Regions from separate parts of the Homo sapiens genome. Here region 1 is linked to region 2. Evidence: read pairs that join two places in POLR2A ChIA-PET (ENCODE). Cell type or tissue: PC-9. All regions are shown on one strand.

Evidence for each region. Peaks named below come from ENCODE experiments on the same cell type or tissue, not always from the same donor. Only the 100,000 strongest peaks of a DNase experiment are listed, where the experiment ranks them.
Region 1: POLR2A ChIA-PET joins it to region 2 with 13 read pairs; 2 of 35 experiments call an interaction of 5 or more read pairs at or near these places.

What each region holds. Positions count from the first base shown.
Region 1 is chr17:43,666,977-43,674,976 of GRCh38, reverse strand. It overlaps LINC02594 (long intergenic non-protein coding RNA 2594), which reads right to left. Exons shown (of 4, transcript NR_184089.1): 2 at 5,337-5,388. Among named protein-coding and RNA genes, the nearest start is that of LINC02594, 6.1 kb to the right of the region's middle. RefSeq lists enhancers at 4,367-4,888, 4,889-5,412, 5,987-6,486. In PC-9, CTCF peaks have their summits at 781 and 983 (motif pointing right); DNase peaks (open chromatin) are centred at 1,026, 3,806, 4,706, 6,826 and 1 weaker place; H3K4me3 peaks cover 431 bases; H3K27ac peaks cover 3,216 bases.
Region 2 is chr17:43,787,451-43,795,450 of GRCh38, reverse strand. CFAP97D1 (CFAP97 domain containing 1) reads right to left here. Exons shown (of 6, transcript NM_001136483.3): 6 at 7,831-8,000. Among named protein-coding and RNA genes, the nearest start is that of CFAP97D1, 11 kb to the right of the region's middle. In PC-9, a CTCF peak has its summit at 4,979; a DNase peak (open chromatin) is centred at 3,630; H3K27me3 peaks cover 1,243 bases.

The sequences.
Region 1 (8,000 bases), 120 kb after region 2:
TCAGAGAGGTTTAAGAACTCACCCAAAGTCACCCAGCCAGTAAATGGCTCAGTTGGGGTTCAAACCCAAGTCTATAAGATGCCAGATCCCCTGGTCCATCCAGACACCTGACTGCATCTCGTACATTGCACACAGTAGATGTAAACAATACAAACGTCTACAGAAGTCAGGGACTGGGCGCGGTGCTTCACACCTGGAATCCCAGCATTTCAGAGGCCAAGGTTGGTGGATCGCTTGAGCCTAGGAGTTTGAGACCAGCTGGGCAACATGGTGAGACCCCGTCTCTACAAAAAGTACAAAAATTAGCCAGGTGTGATGGTGCACACCTGTGGTCCCTCATACTGGGAGGCTGAGGTTGGAGGATCACTTGAAGTTGAGGTCAAGGCTACAGTGAGCCGAGATTGCATCACTGTACTCCAGCCTGCGGGACAGAGCCAGACCCTGTCTCAAAAATAAATAAATAAATCTACAGAAGTGAATCTGCCTGGAAACGGAGAACCTAAAAGAATCATCAGGAGGTTTGGTTGGTGATGTAGCATTAAGGTGCCTGAGAGCCTCTTACACACACAGGCCAAGTGGGGATCTAAGCCAAAGCACCCCCTCCATGGTTTTAGGCCTATGCTGGTGAACAAGGCAGATGCAGCCCCGACAGCACCTGCCTTCCAGCTCTGCCACTGGACGGAGACATCACAGACTTGTAGCAGGGACAGCCATCCAGCCCACTGGGTGTTCACATATCTTCCACTTAAAACCTAGAAAATGGAAGCGCAGAGTAGACATAAGCCTGGTGCTGTTTTAAAAGGGAATGGTTTAGTAACCTGTAGGTAGCTCTCTTCCTATCCCCTGTGCCTGCATGCAGCTGTGGGACCACAGTGGCTTGACACCTCCATCAGTTCCCCCATTCTAGGGTCAGAAGTGGGTCCTATCAGAAGGTAGAGCTTTCTGGCCTGGGCACATTGCAGAAAGTGCTGCGGTTCTAATTCTCACCACCAGAAGGCGCTCCCAGACCCTCCGCTGGGTTCATACTACAATGTTTCCATCTAAATCCATGAATCAGTTTTTTCTCACTCCTCTGTATGTGAAAGCTACACCTAAAATGTTTCTACTTAAATCCATGAACTAGTTTCCCTTACACCTTCCTCTGTAGGTGAAAGTTCCTCCAGAGACTAGAGCAGGACTTTGAAGGCCCATGAACTGGGAAATTAACTGTTTAGGTGCCAAAAGTGGGAGTTGTGATGGGGGTTAAACTGACAGAGGAGGCGAATGCTATTGCTGTTTGAAAACGTAGGCCGGGCACTGTGGCTCACGCCTGTAATCCCAGCACTTCGGGAGGCCAAGGCGGGCGGATGACGATTTGAGGAGATGGAGACCATCCTGGCCAACATGGTGAAACCCTGGCTCTACTAAAAATACAAAAATTAGCTGGACGTGGTGGTGCATGCCTGTAATCCTAGCTACTCAGGAGGCTGAGACAGGAGAATCACTTGAACCGGGGAGTCAGAGGTTGCAGTGAGCCAGGATCGCGCCACTGCACTCCAGCCTGGTGACAGAGAGAGACTCCGTCTCAAAAAAAAAAGAAGAAAAAGAAAAGAAAATGTAACCACACATTCAGCTTTCAAAATACCCGAAGGCTCGGCCGGGTGCGGTGGCTCAAGCTTGTAATCCCAGCACTTTGGGAGGCCAAGGCGGAAGGATCATCTGAGGTCAGGAGTTCAAGGCCAGCCTGGCCAACATGGTGAAACCCTGTTTCCACTAAAAATACAAAAATTAGTAGGGTGTGGTGGCGGGCGCCTGTAGTCCCAACCACTTGGGAGGCTGAGGCAGGAGAATCACTTGAACCCGGGAGGTGGAGGTTGCAGTGAGCTGAGATCACGCCACTGCACTCTAGCCTAGGCAACAAGAGTGAAACTCCAGCTCAGAAGAAACCAAAAATAACCAAAGGCTGAGGACATCATTTCAATGTGTGTGTGTGTGTGTGTAACAAAGACCACAGTGTGTAGACATTGGGTTTCAGAGATCACCTCTGTGTCCAGCTGTCTGCGAGTCTGGACTGATGAGACTCTACCCTACCCCACTGGTGAATGTGGACCTGCATATGTGTATGGCAGCGGGAGTGGAAACATTGTCCTGATGTGTCTCCTAGCGTGTCTAGCTGTGTGTGTGTTGTTAGGAATGCTGGATGTGGATTGAGCTTTTGTGGCTGTGCTAGTGTGTGTGTGTGTGTGTGTGTGTGTGTGTGCGCGCGCACACGCGCCTGCCCCTGCTTTGGCATTTCTGCCCAGATCCAGGGGCTCTGCCATATGGGTGAGCAGGTACACACACGTGCTTAGTAGTATCTCTAAGGGTGTCAAGGACATACGTGTGTGCTGGTGCTCTGAGCCTGCCTGTATTCAATTTTGTGTGATGTGTGGCCCACATGCACCTGCTGTATATAGGGACTCTCAGGCTCCAGGGAGGAGACATACATGTGTATGTGTGTGTTTATGGGTGTGCACCCCTGGTGTCCTGCCTCTCCTGGGGCTCAGTCAAGGCCTTCTGCTCTCTGTTTCTGGGATGTTTTACTTCCCCATGACACAGAGCCCTTCTAGGCTGCTGCTCTCCTCTGTGAGCCTTGCACCTGCCTTTCTCCTTCGCCAAGCATGCCTTAGGGGAGATGGTTTATTTCTTCAATTAAAAGAAGAAAGACCCTGGGAGGCTGCACACTTAAAATTACCACATTTTAAAAAGCTCTGACAGTCATGAAACTATAAACCTCACAGCAGTGTCTCTGCTGCCCCCAGGCTACTCCCAGCCCTGAACTAAGGGGTTCACCTCCTCCAGGACTTGGATGGCCCCTCTCCTGAGGCTGGAAGATCACACCTTCTCTGATCAGAGAGACCCCAGTATTGTTTGCATGTGTAATCATGTGTTCATCTTTCCGTTCCTCCAGATCTTTTTCTTCCATAGTGTTATATTCAGGAAAGAGGTTAGGAAGCAGAAAACCCAGGTTCTAGCACCCTCTCCCTGGCTGGGTGACCTTGGACGAGGCTCCTAACCTCTCTGGGCCTCAGATTTTTCCATGGCAGAATGAAGCTGGTGCATATCATGATCTAAAGTTTCTTCCTGCTCTGACACTGACATCTGAGCCCCACAAAACCTTGACAGTGAGTATAGGAGTCTGCATTACCCCATTTTAATAAAGAAACAGAAGCTCATTAAGGTTAAGTGACCTCCCCCTTCCAGGGACACTGCATTTTCCACAACAGCACCCTGAAATTGACAAAGGCGGAGAGAGCAGCAAGAAACAGACAGGCACACGTTCACACTCCCTGCATGATCCTCTCTGAAAACACCCCGACAGCCAGGAGGGGATTGATGAGAATTTGCGTCACAGCCCTACACAGTAATTATTGGTGTTCATAATGATGCCCTAAGGCATTACATTCCCCTGAAATGCCTTCAGAATCATCAAAGAAAGATTAAGCCATGCCTACTATAATTGCTCTTTGAAATACCTTCTATTTTATTCTCCTGCTTGGAAAATTGATAACCTATGGATTTTCAATTAACTTTAAGTTACAAAGAATATTCAGTTTACCCAAGTATCTCATCCATTTATGGTTCCCTTTTAGGAGGAGTTGATTATCCATCTCAAGCTGTATTCCCCAAGGAGCCTGACGTTTTTACGAGATGACTGAGTTTGGGGGTGGAAAAACCCTTGATCTGTAATTGGAGGCCCTGGCTGCAGCCCTTTCTAGGACTGTGACTTTGGCAGGTCACCAGCCTCTCCAAACCTCAGTGTTCTCACCATTAAAAAAAATGGATTAATGCCAGTTCTGCTCCCTCGGTGTCATTGCCAGAATCAAGTAGATGATGGATGTGTTTGTAAATGTCATGTCTATGCAAATGAGAGATGCTCAGGAAGCACTTGAGAACTGCATGGTGAGACCTCTGGCATAGCCAAGCCAGCCAAACTGCTAGGCTGGGCAAAGAACACATAACAGGCATCCTGGCCTCATGGCATTCCCAATAACAACTGCTGCAGCCATGGCTAAGTCCCTAGGCCTCTCTGGGCCTCAGCTTCCTGATCTGTAAAATGGGGAGCAGAGAGAGTTGGACAAGATCAGAGATTGCAGATTGGTATTCCAAGAACCAGTCGTGCCATGTTCTGGGCTGCTTTTAATTGAATGGCAGTGTTTTGAATTCATTGCCAACATTTAAAAGTTGACAGGTTGCCTATAAAAAATCTGGAAATATGGCTTTTTTTTGACAAATGGAAAGATATGGTTGGTTACACTGGGCCCATGTTCATGCAAGGGAAAATTGGCCAGTGCCAAGTAGCTGTTGGCCCCCTCTTTCTCCCATCAAAGGCACCCAGGTGTCTCCCTCCCAGCTGGCTTGGGGAACCTGTGTTTACTTGCCTGGCTCCATGGGTTCTGACCCCTAAACTGACTGATCTCTAAAGCTTTAGACCTTGAACCATCATCACACCTCCCCCAGGTGTGCTGGCCTTCGTCGGGAGGGGAAGGGTGAGGTGGGCAGTGATCTGGGAACTTCCGCAGGGCCACCTTCTCCACCTGGCCTGGGATGGGGAGAGGCACATTCCTTCAGTAGCTCCCAGGCCAGTGGACAGAGGGCTCTGAAGAGACTCCCCCCACCCCAGCCCTCACAGCCAGAGCTAGTAACTCACAGCTGCGGTTACCCACACGCTGATTTCTGTTTTAAAAAATACTGCTGGGTAAACAGGGAGGGAAACCTGAGCTGTTCCCACACCACATAAATCCCCGGTTTGCTGTCCTATCTGGTTAGCTGGTTTCCCCAAATAATGGCACTGCTGCCTCGAAAGCAAGGGGCTGGAAAAGGGAGGCCCCGAGAAGTGGGCGGCTGGGAGTCTCCCAGGCTGGCTCCAGGCCCAGGCCTGGTGGCCTCCCTCCTTCTCTCTTTCAGCACTTCCTGCCCAGGGGCACTCACCTTTGTCCTCACTCCTTCCACCTGAGCCGCCCTTCCTCCACCCCTCTGCTTTGTCTCTCTCAAAAGACCTCCACAGAAGGCTTTCCTGGGGGACCCTGGGCCCTCCGGCAGCCAGAAAGCCCATAGCCAAAGGCAGACCTACCCCAACACCGCATTTCCCTCTGGAAGGCTCCCTTTAAAGTTTCCTTCCAGAGCCTTCTGTCAAAGTGCAACGTCCTGACTCAAAAGGTAAGGCCAGAGCCTTTTGCGTCCTGAAAATGAGTTTAGCCTTGGATTAGGATTGCCAGATTTAGGGGGAAAAGAAGACACTCAGTTAAATTTGAGTTTCAGATAAACAAACAACAATTTTTTAGTCTATGTCCCAATATTTTCTGGAACAGACTTACCTCAGCATTTTATCTGGCAGCCTACCTTAGCTCTTTTCCTTGAGAACAGGTTCTGATGGGGAAGAAGAAGAAGATAAAAGAGTTATTAGGGCCACCAAGGTGCCTATAGGCTGAATCTCCCAGCCTCCCCAGCAGTTCCTCACTGCCAAGTATATAGTTGCGGGCAATTGGTCTGTAGAGTAATTGTTGAACAGGACCCTCCTTAAAACAGGGCAGGGAGGGTTGGGCACAATGGCTCATGCCTGTAATCCCAGGACTTTGGGAGGCCAAGGCGGGTGGATGATTTGAGGTCAGGAGTTTGAGATCAGCCTGGCCAACATGACAAAACCCTGTCTCTACTAAAAATACAAAAATTAGCCAGGCGTGTAGTCCCAGCTACTTGGGAGGCTGAGGCAGGAGAATCAATTGAACCTGGGAGGTGGAGATTGCAGTGAGCTGAGATCACACCACTGCACTCCAGCCTGAGGGACTGAGTGAGAGTCTGTCTTAAAAAAAAAAAAAAAAAATGTAGAGAGGCTGGGCACTGTGTCTCACTCCTGTAAATCCCAGCACTTTGGGAAGCCAAGGTGGGAGAATCACTCAAGGAAGGAGTTTAAGACCAGCCTGGGCAACATAGCAAGACCCTATGTCTATTTTTTTTTTTTTTTTGAGACGGAGTCTCGCTCTGTCGCCCAGGCTGGAGTGTGGTGGCACGATCTCGGCTCGCTGCAAGCTCCGCCTCCCGGGTTCAAGTGATTCTCCTGCCTCAGCCTCCTGAGTGGTTGGGACTACAGCCATGCGCCACCACGCCCAGCTGATTTTTATATTTTTAGTAGAGATGGATTTTCACCACGCTGACCAGGCTGGTCTCGAACCCCTGACCTCGTGATCCGCCCACCTCGGACTCCCAAAGTGCTAGGATTACGGGCGTGAGCCACCGCGCCAGGCCCCCATGTCTATTTTTTTTTTTTTTTTTTTTTTGAGATGGAGTCTCGCTCTGTCGCCTAGGCTTGGAGTGCAGTGGCGCAATCTCGCCTTGCTGCAAGCTACGCCTCCCGGGCTCACGCTATTCTCCTGCCTCAGCCTCCAGAGTAGCTGAGACTACAGGCGCCTGCCACCACCATGCCTGGAGAATTTTTTGTATTTTTAGTGGAGACGGGGTTTCACCGTGTTAGCCAGGATGGTCTCGATCTCCTGACCTCGTGATCCACCCGCCTCGGCCTCCCAAAGTGCTGGGGTTACAGGCACGAGCCACCGCACCCGGCCCCCCATATCTATTTTTTAAACGGGTTGTGGGGAGGGGGGCAGTGGGCAGAGAGATGGGGAGAGTCCATTTGTCCTTCCTCCTTCGTGCTGTGTGGAATGCTGACATGCCAGCTGAACAAGGTGCCGCAGGGGGGCAAAGTAGAGAGACAGTGCCTGGGGGAGAGGCCATCTCAGCTTGGACTGTCACCTCCGGCCTTTTTTATGGGGGAGAATAATAAACTCTGTGTGTTTCCCCTTTTGTCATTTGTTTTCATTCTATACAGCTGACTCCAATACAGAACCCCTGGAAGGTGTTCATTTGCTGGGTGCTTACTGAGTGTCTGTACAGTGAGCCACCACTTTACAGTTGAGGAAACTGACTCATATGACTTCCAAGAGCCAGGTTTCTATGCAGGCCATTCTGTGTGTTACATTTTTCAGTCATCTGCCTACAATTTTGGTAGCAGACAAGTAGAGCACCAAAGGTTTAAATGTATATATATGTGTGTATATATATATATGTGTGTGTGTATATATATATGTATACACACACACACACACACACACAGAGAAAACCCATCTGCAGAACTTACCTCCCTTAGCTTAGTGTTTTCTGAGATTTAGAGAAAGACCTCGTTATTGGGCCCCTGGGGTGGAATGCAAGGACTATGTTCTATAGTTTACTCAACTCTGACCCTTGGATCATATTATTTGAGCATTACAAAGCCCTGTCAGGGCCAGGCGCGGTGGCTCATGCCTGTAATTCCAGCACTTTTGGAGGCTGAGGCGGGCAGATCACCTGAGGTCAGGAGTTCAAGACCACCCTAGCCAATATAGTGAAACCTCGTCTCTATTAAAAGTACAAAAAATTGGCTGGGTGTGGTGGCGCGTGCCTATAGTCCCAGCTACTTGGGAGGCTGAGGCAAGAGAATCACTTAAACTTGGGAGGCAGAGGTTGCAGTGAGCCGAGATTGCACCACTGCACTCCAGCCTGGTGACAGAGCGAGACTCCATCTCAAAAATAAATAAATAAATAAAAATAAAAATAAAAAATATTAGCCGGGCATGGTAGCATGCACCTGTAATCCCAGCTACTCAGGTGGCTGAGGCAGGAGAATCGCTTGAACCCAGTAGGTGGAGGTTGCAGTGAGCCAAGATCACACCATTGCACTCCAGCCTGGGCAACAAGAGTGAAACTCATCTCAAAAAAAAAGAAAACAAAACAAAACAAAAAACCCTGTGAGGCAGGCTGGCAGGCAGTAGTAACTCTGCTGCCTCAAAGTGTTCTGAGAAGCAAAGGACACATGTGTACATTCCAAATACATCCCAGGCCCAGTAGTAAACACGCTAGCCCACAGCCACGTATACCATATCCAAAATCTGCCTGTCTTCTGTCCATCCCTTAAGGTCTTACTAGAGACCAAGCATCTCATCTGATTC
Region 2 (8,000 bases):
TGAATCCAGGAGCTGGTTTTTTGAAAAGATCAACAAAATTGATAGACCGCTAGCAAGACTAATGAAGAAAAGAGAGAAGAATCAAATAGACGCAATAAAAAATGATAAAGGGGATATCACCACTGATCCCACAGAAATACAAACTACCATCAGAGAATACTATAAACACCTCTATGCAAATAAACTAGAAGACCTAGAAGAAATGGATAAATTCCTGGACACATACACCCTCCCAAGACTAAAACAGGAAGAAGTTGAATCCCTGAATAGACCAATAACAAGTTCTGAAATTGAGGCAATAATTAATAGCCTACCAACCAAAAAAAGTCCAGGACCAGACAGATTCACAGCCGAATTCTACCAGAGGTACAAAGAGGAGCTGGTACCGTTCCTTCTGAAACTATTCCAATCAATAGAAAAAGAGAGAATCCTCCCTAATTCATTTTATGAGGCCAACATCCTGATATCAAAGCCTGACAGAGACACGACAAAAAAAGAGAATTTTAGACCAATATCCCTGATGAACATTGATGCAAAAATCCTCAATAAAATACCGGCAAACCAAATCCAGCAGCACATCAAAAAGCTTACCTATCATGATCAAGTTGGCTTCATCTCTGGGATGCAAGGCTGGTTCAACCTATGCAAATCAATAAACGTAATCCATCATATAAACAGAACCAAAGACAAAAACCACATGATTATCTCAATAGATGCAGAAAAGGCCTTCGACAAAATTCAACAGCCCTTCATGCTAAAAACTCTCAATAAACTAGGTATTGATGGGACGTATCTCAAAATAATAAGAGCTATATATGATAAACCCACAGCCAGTATCATACTGAATGGGCAAAAACTGGAAGCATTCCCTTTGAAAACTGGCACAAGACAGGGATGCTCTCTCTCACTATTCCTATTCAACGTAGTGTTGGAAGTTCTGGCCAGGGCAGTCAGGCAAGAGAAAGAAATAGAGGGTATTCAATTAGGAAAAGACGAAGTCAAATTGTCCCTGTTTGCAGATAACATGATTGTATATGTAGAAAACCCCATCATCTCAGCCCAAAATCTCCTTAAGCTGATAAGCAACTTCAGCAAAGTCTCAGGATACAAAATCAATGTGCAAAAATCGCAAGCATTCCTATACACCAATAACAGACAAACAAAGAGCCAAATCATGAGTGAACTCCCATTCACAATTGCTTCAAAGAGAATAAAATACCTAGGAATCCAACTTACAAGGGATGTGAAGGACCTCTTCAAGGAGAACTACAAACCACTGCTCAACGAAATAAAAGAGGACACAAACAAATGGAAGAACATTCCATGCTCATGGATAGGAAGAATCAATATTGTGAAAATGGCCATACTGCCCAAGGTAATTTATAGATTCAATGCCATCCCCATCAAGCTACCAATGACTTTCTTCACAGAATTGGAAAAAACTACTTTAAAGTTCATATGGAACCAAAAAAGAGCCCGCATTGCCAAGACAATCCTAAGCCAAAAGAACAAAACTGGAGGCATCATGCTACCTGACTTCAAACTATACTACAAGCCTACAGTAACCAAAACAAAATGGTACTGGTACCAAAACAGAGATATAGACCAATGGAACAGAATAGAGCCCCCGGAAATAATATCACACACCTAAAACCATCTGATCTTTGAGAAACCTGACAAAAACAAGAAATGGGGAAATGATTCCCTATTTAATAAATGGTGCTGGGAAAACTGGCTAGCCATATGTAGAAAGCTGAAACTGGATCCCTTCCTTATATCTTACACAAAAATTAATTGAAGATGGATTAAAGACTTAAATGTTAGACTTAAAACGATAAAAACCCCAGAAGAAAACCTAGGCAATACCATTCAGGCCATAGGCACGGGCGAGGACTTCATGACTAAAACACCAAAAGCAATGGCAACAAAAGCCAAAATTGACAAATGGGATCTAATTAAACTAAAGAGCTTCTGCACAGCAAAAGAAACTACCGTCAGAGTGAACAGGCAACCTACAGAATGGGAGAAAATTTTTGCAATCTACTCATCTGACAATGGGCTAATATCCAAAATCTACAAAGAACTTAAATTTACAAGCAAAAATCAAACAGCCCCATCAAAAAGTGGGCAAAGGATATAAACAGACACTTCTCAGAAGAAGACATTTATGCAGCCAACAGACACATGAAAAAATGCTCACCATCACTGGCCATCAGAGAAATGCACATCAAAACCACTATGAGATACCATCTCACACCAGTTAGAATGGCGATCATTAAAAAGTCAGAAAACAACAGGTGCTGGAGAGGATGTGGAGAAATAGGAACACTTTTACACTGTTGGTGGGACTGTAAACTAGTTCCACCATTGTGGAAGACAGTGTGGCGATTCCTCAAGGATCTAGAACTAGAAATACCATTTTACCCAGCCATCCCATCACTGGGCATGTACCCAAAGGATTATAAATCATGCTGGTATAAAGACACATGCACACATATGTTTATTGCGGCACTATTCACAGTAGCAAAGACTTGGAACAACCCAAATGTCCATCAATGATAGACTGGATTAAGAAAATGTGACACATTTACACCATGGAATACTATGCAGCCGTAAAAAAGGATGAGTTCATATCCTTTGTAGGGAAATGGATGAAGCTGGAAACCATCATTCTGAGCAAACTATCGCAAGGACAGAAAACCAAACACTGCATGTTCTCACTCATAGGTGGGAATTGAACAATGAGAACACTTGGACACAGGGTGGGGAACATCACACACCAGGGCCTGTCGTGGGGTGGGGGGAGGGAGGAGGGATAGCATTAGGAGATATACCTAATGTAAATGACGAGTTAACGGGTGCAGCACACCAACATGACACATGTATACCTTTGTAACAAACCTCCACGTTGTGCACATGTACCCTAGAACTTAAAGTATAAAAAAAAAAATTAGCTGGTCATGGTGGTGTGCCCCTGTGGTCCCAGCTACTCGGGAAGCTGAGGTGGGAGAATTGCTTGAGCCCAGGTAGATGGAGGCTGCAGTGATCTCTGATTGCACCACTGCACTCCAGCCTGAGCAACAAAGTGAGACCCTGTCTCAAAAAAAAAAAAAAAGTGATCCTTGCTTTATTTCCTGTCAAGGCAGCCCCTAATCCCCAAGACAAGCTGTGTCTACAGCTGTTTGTTGGCTACCAGATTTATGGGAGTAGGAAGGGTAGGACCCCAGAGACAGAGGTCATTTGGAAGGCATTTTTGCAGTTCATGCAGAAAACTATTGTTAAAAAATGCACCTGTGTTCAAATATTTATTGGTGGAATGTGTGTAAATGTAATTCCAAGCCCCATCTCAACTAGCAGTCCATATGTTCTGAGCCCCTGGGCAAAATGTTGGAAAAACTCCATCCATTACTCTGGGCCCAACACTAATAAATCTCCTTATTACAAACCCCTCAAGATGGACCTTTTTTAATCCTTGGGTCTTCAAACAGATAAGTTGGCTGCCTGTATCTACAGCCAGAGAGGATGTGCTCTCTAGAGGAATTTTCTAGGTCGGAAGTGTTAAATAGGTGGCATATGTGCAGCCAACGCCCATTCCTGAACCGGTGGAAGACATTACTAATTGATCACAGCACTCTCTTATTGTGATCACAGCACTCTTATTGTGATCAACTAAACTCAACAGGAGAGTGCTGTGATCAATTAGTAATGTCTTTGGCTCTTTCAGGACAGTGTTCAGTAGCAGCTGGGCAGAATCAGTAGTGAGTTATTCCTGTTTGCCATTCTCAATCCACTGATTTGTAACCTTCCCTGCTATCCACTTCACTCCCTGTGGAAGATGGGTTCAAGAAAGTTAGAACCATCTGTCATTTACAGGCAGTGCTCAGATATATTAGCCAATTGTATGTTCAAATACATGCTTTAAAACATGTGGCCAATCAAATTTTGTATCCACTTACCCAGTATCACATCATTTATGCTACCAATCACAGGACTATGCATCCAAACAATAACACTTCATGATTTCTTTAATAACTGCAGAGTTCAGCATATGCACAAAGCCCATTTTTAATCAGATAGTTAAGAACCAATGAGCAGCATTTCTCTATTTGGTGGAGTTAATATTGATCGATTTCTTTCTTTCTTTCTTTCTATTTTTTTGAGACGGAGTGTCTGTCGCCCAGGCTAGAGTGCAATGGCATGATTTCGTCTGACTGCAACCTCTGCCTCCCAGGTTCAAGCGATTCTCCTGCCTCAGCCTCCTGAGTAGCTAGGACTACAGGCACCCACCACCATGCCTGGCTAATTTTTTTTATTTTTAGTACAGACGGGGTTTCACCATGTTGGTCAGGCTGGTCTTGAACTCCTGACCTCAAGCAATCCACCTGCCTTGGCCTCCCAAAGTGCTGGGATTACAGGTATGGGCCACAGTGCCCAGCCACTGATCAGTTTCTTACTCCATTTTTCCTGCCCTTTGAATACAGCCACCAACCACTACTTCCTTTAAACATCAGGCTTATGGTTTCAGAACAAGACGGTATAGAATCATTTTTTCCTCCTCTTCAAATGGCAGGGCTAAAAGAGCCGTAACACAAATAGGGCTGAAACACCCCCCTGCCGCCACCCCCACTCTCCATGTTGTGGGTGACAAGGAGAGAAGAGCTGCAGCTCCCTGAGCTAGGGCTGTGACACCCTCTTTCGGGCTCTGCGATTTCTGGCGTCTCCAAGCTTCCGGGTGCCACTGCGTTCCCCTCATCCAGGCGTGGATGCCTGCAGTGGAAGCCGTGTGCAGTACATCTGGTCCAGCCACAGCCTTGCATGGAGCTGGCACCTGTGCCAGCACCTGAGCTCCCCACCCCACCACAGCAGCCAGCATGCCTGGCTGTGCATAGTGGCCAGACCCTGCGCTCACTTGCCCACACACGCCTTGCCACTCCATGCCTGGCTCACCCCTGGCAAGTGTGGGATCTGGGCCTGTAGTGTGAGCTGAGCGCAGCCTGCTGGGCTGAGTGGGCAGAACAAGCCCAGCGGGCACAAGCAATACTCAGGCAGAAGATGCCACTAGCCACAGAGGTTTCTGGCTGGTGAAGTGACACCCTAAGGATCCTGTGATAGAGCTACTGACATTTGTATCATCAGAGTCTTTGCAGGAGAGGAGAAAGTGTGAGACTAAAACGTATTCGGAGAAATAATGGCTGAAAACTTCCCAAATCCGGTGGAAGACAAACACCTACAGATTCAAGAAGTTGATTGAGCTCCAAATAGAGAAAACAGTCCAAAGCCATACTGACACATCATAATTAACCTTCTAAAAACTGGAGATTAAGAAAAAAGAAATCTTTAAAACAGTCAGGGAGAAACAACCAGGAAGGAATGCTAATTCAAACTGTATTTTTGCACTACCTGTAAAAGAAATGATGGGGGCCATCTAGAAGTGGTCCAACACTTATCAAGTGCTGAAAACAAAACCGTCAACCTTGAATCCTGTTATCAGGTGAAATTGGCCTTCAGGAATAAAGGGAAAAATGAAGACATTCTCAGATGAAGAGAAACAGTTTGTTGAGACCTACCCTTAAAGAATGGCTAAAGGAAGCTCTCCATACAGAAATAAATTAACAGAAGGAGGCTGGGACCTAAGAAAGGGAAAGAAGGTAGAAGGAAGGGAAGGGAAGGGGAGGGGAGGGGAGAGGAGGGAATGGGAGGGGGAAGAGGAGGAGGAGAGAAGGGAAGGGAACAAGGAGGGAGGGAAAGAAAGAAACAACACAATACATAAAAACAGACGTACAGATGCTTCTTGACTTATGATGAGGTTATGTTCCCAATAAATCCATGGTAAGTTGAAAAACATTCAAAGTCAAAAATACATTTAATACATCTAACCTGTCAAACATTATAGCTTAGCCAGGCCTAACTTAAATGTGCTCAGAACACTTACATTAGCCTATAGTTGGGCAAAATTACCTAACATAAAGCCTATTTTATGATAAAGTATTGAATATGTCATGTTATCTGTTGAATACGGTACTGAAAGTGAACAATAGAAATGGTTGTATGGGTACTTAAAGTATGATTTCTACTGAATGTATATTGCTTTTGAACCATCATAAGGTTAAAAAAAAAAAAATCATGCCGGGCGCGGTGACTCACGCCTCTAATCCCAGCACTTTGGGAGGCCGAGGTGGGCAGATCACGAGGTCAGGAGATAGAGACCATCCTGGCTAACATAGTGAAACCCCGTCTCTACTAAAACTACAAAAAATTAGCTGGGCATGGTGGCGGGCGCCTATAGTCCCAGCTACTCGGGAGGCTGAGGCAGGAGAATGGCGTGAACCCGGGAGGCGGAGCTTGCAGTGAGCCGAGATTGCGCCACTGCACTCCAGCCTGGGCGACAGAGCGAGACTCCGTCTCAAAAAAAAAAAAAAAATCATTTAAGTCAAACCATTGTAAGTCAGAGACTGTCTGTATCTGCTGTCTGCAAGTATATGTTCCTTCAAACATAATGAGACAGGTAGGCTGAAAGTGAAAGGATAAAAGGTAATACATCATGCAAACACTAATTTTAAGAAAGCAGTACTGAGTATGTTAATATCAGATAAAGTAAGTTCAGAGAAAGAAAATTACTAGGGACAAAGAGGGACATTATATAATAATAAAGAGATCTCACTTCTGTAATCTCAGTACTTTGGGAGGCCAACGTGGGCGGATCGCTTGAGCCCAGGAATTCGAGACCAGCCTGGGCAATATGATGAAACCCCATCTCTACTAAAAAAAATACAAAAATCAGCTGGGCACAGTGGTGCGTGCCTATAGTCCCAGCCACTTGGGAGACTGAGGTGGGAGGATTGCTTGAGCCTAGGAGATGGAAGTTGCAGTGAACTGAGATCACACTCAGCAGTGTGCTGCACTCCAGCCTGGGTGACAGAGTGAGACCCTGTCTCAAAAAAAAAAAAAAAATCAATAAATCAATCCACCAAAAATATATAGCAATCTTTAATGTGTATGTGCCAAACACCAGAGCTTCAAAATATATGAAGCAAAAACAGAGTTAAAAAGAGAAATAGACAAATCCACAATTAGAGTTGGGGATTTCAACACCCCACCCTTAGCAACTGATAGAACTACTAGAGAGAAAATCATCAGGATGTAGAAGAACTGAACACCATCAACCAACGGGACCTAACATATTTATAGAACACTTTGCCCAATAACAGTGCAATACACATTCTTTTCAAATGTCCATAAAATATTCACCTTGATTTAAAAAAACCTTAACAAATTTAAAAGAATTGAAATGATAGAGTATATTCTCTGGACATAATGGGATCAAATTAAAAATTAATAACAGAAAGATAACTGGAAAATCTCCAAACATTTGAAACTATAACTAATATAACCTGAGCAGTTCATGGGCTGGATCATGAAAAGCCTTGTATGCTCTATATAAAGCTCCAGCCCATTATGCAAGAATGGCAAATCACGGAAGCCATTAAGCTAGAAAGTGATATGGGCGTATTTTTGCATTAGTAATGCAAGTTGCAAATCACAAGTGCCTGAAATATGGCAGTAGCTCATACAGAGATTGAGACATAAGACTTGTAGCTTTAAGATCACCTCCATAGACCATAGCCTGGGCAAGAGAGTGACTCTGTCTTTAAACAAACAAACAAACAAAAAACCAAAAAAAGATATGTAGGGAGGGGGATAGGAGGAAAGAGAAGGAATGAAGTAAAAGATGACCTCAGGTTTTTAACCTGGGTGTCTAGAAGAATGGTTGTTCCTCAAACTGAGATTAACTGGAACCAGTTAATAATGAATTTGTATTTAGGCATGTTGTTTTTTTTAAGCTTTTTATTTTGAGATAATTGTATATTCACATGCATGTAGGAAATAATACAGAGAGATCCTGTAAACTCCTTACCAGATTCCCCCAGTGGTAGCATAGTGCAAAACTATATGGTACAGTATCACAACAAGGATATTGACATTGATAGAGTCAAGATATA